2 separate regions of the Homo sapiens genome follow, and region 2 is linked to region 1. The links are chromatin loops, found by intact Hi-C in ENCODE. Cell type or tissue: gastrocnemius medialis. All regions are shown on one strand. Region 1 overlaps ZFP37 (ZFP37 zinc finger protein). Region 2 has its middle 22 kb from the start of FAM225B.

Region 1 (2,500 bases):
CATTCAGCACATTCATAGGGCTTTTCTCCAGTATGAATTCTTAGATGGTCAGTGAGTGCATGTTTATGACCATGGGCTTTGCCACACTGAATACATTCATATGGTTTTTCTCCGGTGTGAGTTCTCTGATGTACAACAAGGTGTGACTTTTGGCTAAAGGCTATCCCACATTCATTACATTCATATGGTTTCTCCCCAGTATGAACTCTCTGATGGTCAATGAGTCCTTGTTTATGGCTGAGAACCTTTCCACATTGATTACATTCATAGGGTTTCACACAAGCTTGAGGTTTTTCATGCTTAGTAGATGAGCTAAGGCTGGGTGATTTCTCATGTTTCTCTCCAGTTTGAATTTTGTCCTGTTTAATATGGGATGAACTATGACAGCATAATTTGTCATGTTTTTTGCCAGTTTTGTTACACTTATCAGATGAGCTATGGCTGGATAATTTCTCATGTTTCTTTCCAGTTTGCTTTTTGCCTTTCCTTGTATCAGATAAGCTATGGTTGAATGACTTCTTGTGTTCTTTAGCTGCATCAGATTTCCTTTTTACACAGTTTCTTGAGTGATCAGGTAAATCTAAATTCTGTTTCAAAATTTTTCCACATGACTCAAATTTAAGAAGCCTTTTCTTTGAAGGAACATGTTTTTTATGCAAATTATTTTTTTTCCCCAGTGAACCACAGTCACTGCCATTCTTCTTAGCTTGAGTTTTCTTCTTGACTGCAACTTCCCTGAGGAGTTTGTTTTGAGATTTCTGGATATTTTCAAGCTGGTCATCATCTTTCTGGACTTCTAAAATGGAATTCAGTGAGATATTCTTGTGAATCTTTGTACTCTTATATTTTGGAATAAAACTGGTAAAGAAATGACCTGTTGTAGGGTTAAATTTTTATTCAAGCCTGGTATACCAATGTGAATGAAACAACTAGGGTGAATGGACTTGAGGGGGAAAATGTTGTAGTAAAAAGAGGTGGGAAAAGTGACAATAGTGATTTTTTAAAGTTTTTGCTGCTTAAAAATATGAGTGAGCAACCTGGGATAGAAGATGAAATAAACACAGGGAGAAGTGAACAGGGAATAGATGGAGTTAAAAGAGCTTATGATTGTAGCTGATACTTTTTGAGGTTTCTTATAAGCCCAAGCTGCCCAGTTCTGATAACTCCCAAGCTGGCCATAATATATTGCTCCTGCAGCCTATACTATATTACCCCAATTCTCCATGGGCACAGTTGGAGACAAATCTGACTCAAACCAAGATGTCCAACAAGATTCTTTCTTCTAACAAATTTGACTCCAGTTAGTCTCCACTTGGTACTTAAATTTAGAAATTATATAAAGCAGGTACTAGTAAACCATATTTTCTCTACGTAAACAGAAAGCTCGTCAAGTCAAAGTATGAACCATCCACACACCGAGAAGCAGAGACATAAGAACTGCGTCTTTAAAGAGATCATTTGCACAATTTCAATTCCCAATGGCTTCCTAGTTCCTTCCTAGTTCCTATTTCTAGTCCCTGGTGAGGACTGGCTGAACTATCTTGCCCTTAGCTTGTAAGGGATGTACCCAGGTCCTTATCACAAATTCCTGTATTTACTGAAGCTAGCTAACATAAACTTTTGTTATTATATCCAAAAAAGCCAGAAAAGAAAAATAAAGTGAGTCCACCAAGAAGTACTGATGAGCTGATAAGTGGCTAAGAGAATAAATAGGAAAGGTTATCCACTTTATACTACTCATGGTGAATTTTTCTTGTAGTGCTTAGATCTTTTCCTGCTGACATATCTTTTCCTTTCTATTGCTACCACTGAAATGACCCCTAAAATGATATTCTTGTACTTTAAAAATCCCTAGTTTCTCTAAATTACCTGATGCTTTCATCAAATGATAAAATTCATAGTAATTAGCTTAGCAAACAAACTTTACTCAATCTGATTTGTAGTGTACATCCAACCTTGTTTTGTTTTCCAATAGTTTGCTATGGAATATATATTTGTTCTTTTCAGGTCTTTCTAATTGTCAGTTATAAATTTTAAGTTTATTCCCAGCTCTAAGTGGTTGCTCATATTCTTTCTGCCATACATTATACACTTACACATTTTGAGATGTCTTCTTAATCCCTGCTTCCCTTCTCTGAGACCATTACCCACACTGAAAGCTGTGGGCCACTATGTTTGTATTACATAATCCAAATTCTGGCTAAAAACAATTGATTGGACCGTGGTAAACACCAGGTAGTCCAATAATATTCTTTTGCCTAAGAACCTGAAATTGAAATTTATAGACTTCTGTTAGCTAGCTATGGATACTACATGTATAAAAACCTATAATCTTAAGAGCTGGGGCCACCATTTAGGGGTGTCATTTTTCAGCTACATGCTATAGCATGGAATAGCAGAAAAAGCTTCAGAGTGAGAATTAAACAGTCTTAGAGAGAAGCAGATATAAAAATCCCCATGACTTCAGAGAGAAAGAAGCAGGAAGTGAATAGCCACCTTG
Region 2 (2,500 bases), 45 kb after region 1:
TCTAACTCTCCTGCCTCCCTGGCCCCTGCCACCCCCTCCACACACCAATCCGCACAGACGAGACACTCGACCCTCACTCACCTCGTCCTCTCTCAGAACCCTCCCGGTTCTTGCGGGTCTCCATCTTCCCCTGCTTTCCACAGGGAGGTCTGTCTTCTCCCGTCTCCTCAAGGGACAGCTTCCCCATCCAGGAAAGAGCTCTGTGTTCCCGGCGAGGAGGCTCTACCCTCTGGCAGCCTGAGCAGCGCAAGCGGGGAAATGGCCGGTTGGGCGCAGCCGGCGGGCTTTGATAGGGAGCCAGGACCCCCTGCTGGGTGTTCCCAGGAGGATTGGCTGCGGACACGCCCACAGGCGCAGGCTACCTTGATTAGGTTAGGCGGGTTGGAGGGGTTCCGCTTTCTCCCTGGGTCCCTGCCGCTCTGTCTCCGGCAAGTGATGAGCAATTTTGCGGAGTGGCAGAACAGAGACAAAGGTAGCTGTGGGCTTCACGGTAATTTCAAAGGAAGTGCCCTACTTCGTTGCCCATTTCGAAGTCCTCTCTACCTCTGCGTTGGACGATTTCTCCACTTCCTGGTGTGCACCTGCGTGTGTGCGTGCCTGTGTGTGTGTGTGTGTGTGTGCGCGCGCGCGCGTGCTGGGGTGTGTGCACACTATGCCGAGAGTCGGGCAAATTTCGAGTGAAGGGAGACCGAGTCCCGCAGGTTCTCTTGCTCCTGCAGTCTGCGGAGGAAAAACTCCTTTCTGGCACGGCGGCAGGAATCCATCTACCGACGTTAGGAAAGGACAGGGTGTGCTTTCGTCCCAGCTTAGTTTTCTATGGAGAAACAGGCAGCAGAGGAGAGTGGGCCAGAGGGCCACATTTTGCCCACGACCAGCCAGGTTTGAGTTGGTTCCTCCTAGGCCTCACGGTCTGATTTTCTCCTCCCCTTTGTGTACCCGACGGGTGTTGCTGTGAGCTCAGGACCATCCCGGCGGGCTGCGGATGGGATCATCGTGTGTGTATGGCCACAGCCCTCCGCCTCGCTCGCTCGGTGAGCACGTGAATCAAGGAAGGGGCACACGACTCTAGGCAGGACCCGGCGGGGTGTGGGGAGGAGAAACTCGGTAAGAGAAGAGAGGGAGAGGGAGACGTGCGAGGCGCAGGCTGTCCCAGGCGAGTCTGAGAAACGGCGTGCGCGGAGACGTCCGCCAGAAAGCAAGCAGGCGAAAGGAAATGGAACATCCGCAGGGCCGGTGCCGTGGGATCCGGTCACGCCCTGACGGCTTTCGGGGACATCTCAGGCTCGCTGTCTCTGCCTTGGACCTGGCGCAGAGAGGAGTGAGGCCTGAGGACAGGGCTGCGTGGCCAGCTGGGTGTGGGAGGTGCCAACACAGTAAGGGCTGCTCAAGGGGTGGCCGGGAGCGATACGGGGGGGTTGCTCAAGAAATCACCGCTGGAACTGGGATCCAGTCATCCCACTTCTGGACGTATCGCCTAAGGACACGAAATCGGGTTGTGGTGCAAATATGTGTCCTGCTGCATTGGTTGTCGGCACGCTGCCTGTAACCAAGACGTGGAATCGACCGAAGTACCCTTCAGCAGATGACTAGAGAAGGACAAATGAATAGGGTTCGTAGAACAAACACATCAGGGAAAGGAAAGGAAAGCCTGTCATCTGGGACGTTATGCATGGACCCAAAAGTCATGGTGCCCAGTGAAATCAGCCAGGCCCATCCGACCCGTATTGCGTGATCTCCTTGTGATGTTGGATGGAGAAAATGCTGTGAGGATCAGGAAAGTAGAGAGGAGAAAGGTGGTTGGCTGGGCCTGGGGCCGGTGTAGGGGCAGGTGTAGGGGCAGGGAAAGGATGCCAATGCGAGATGTGGGTCAAAGGGCACAAAGTTTCCGAGAGACAGGTGGAGTGCTTCCTGGATATCCGTGGCAGGGCAACGTGAGTACGGTGGAGCAGAATGTAAGGTTCTCGTGAATATATCCACGGGAGTAGAGCTGAAAATTCTCCTGAGCGGGGACAGGGGACGCATGTGTGGTGATAAGTGTGTGAATTCGGCCGATTCTAGTGAATTCCCTAATGAAGACGTCACACACGGTTAGTGTGTATCATATTTATTGTCGTTTAAACTGGACTGATCCAGCTGCCGATGGGTTCCTGTGTTTATCTCTACAGCCTTCTTCTTTGCTTTGTGAGCACGTGAGTCAAAGAAAGAGCTCAATTGTCGGCAGGAATCGGGTAGAAACTCAGGAAGTTTGGGAAAGGAGATTCAGATATTTGGGGCCCTGCCTGTTTTTGGCAAGCCATAGAAAATTTGTTTCCAAAGAGCTGTGCCCAAAAGGGAAAAGCTGAAAAGAAATTTTAATGTCTGGAATGCTAGTGTCATGGGATTCATTCATGGTCTTAAGTCTTTTATATACATCTCAAGGGCCCTCCAAACGAGTCAGCATGGATTGTAGTGTGGCCTTTCTAGAGGGTTTGTTGTTCAGCTTGTTTTCTGAGATGCCCGG

Evidence for each region. Hi-C counts contacts between places; a loop is a spot of excess contacts. Peaks named below come from ENCODE experiments on the same cell type or tissue, not always from the same donor. Only the 100,000 strongest peaks of a DNase experiment are listed, where the experiment ranks them.
Region 2: a loop joins it to region 1, with 5 times the contacts of the local background. A loop is called at or near these places in 3 of 110 quality-filtered maps.

What each region holds. Positions count from the first base shown.
Region 1 is chr9:113,043,473-113,045,972 of GRCh38, forward strand. ZFP37 (ZFP37 zinc finger protein) reads right to left here. Exons shown (of 4, transcript NM_003408.3): 4 at 1-796. Among named protein-coding and RNA genes, the nearest start is that of ZFP37, 12 kb to the right of the region's middle. In gastrocnemius medialis, no CTCF peak of the experiment used is centred here; no DNase peak of the experiment used is centred here; H3K4me3 peaks cover 1,527 bases.
Region 2 is chr9:113,088,695-113,091,194 of GRCh38, forward strand. No RefSeq gene overlaps it. Among named protein-coding and RNA genes, the nearest start is that of FAM225B, 22 kb to the right of the region's middle. In gastrocnemius medialis, no CTCF peak of the experiment used is centred here; a DNase peak (open chromatin) is centred at 1,405; H3K27me3 peaks cover 989 bases.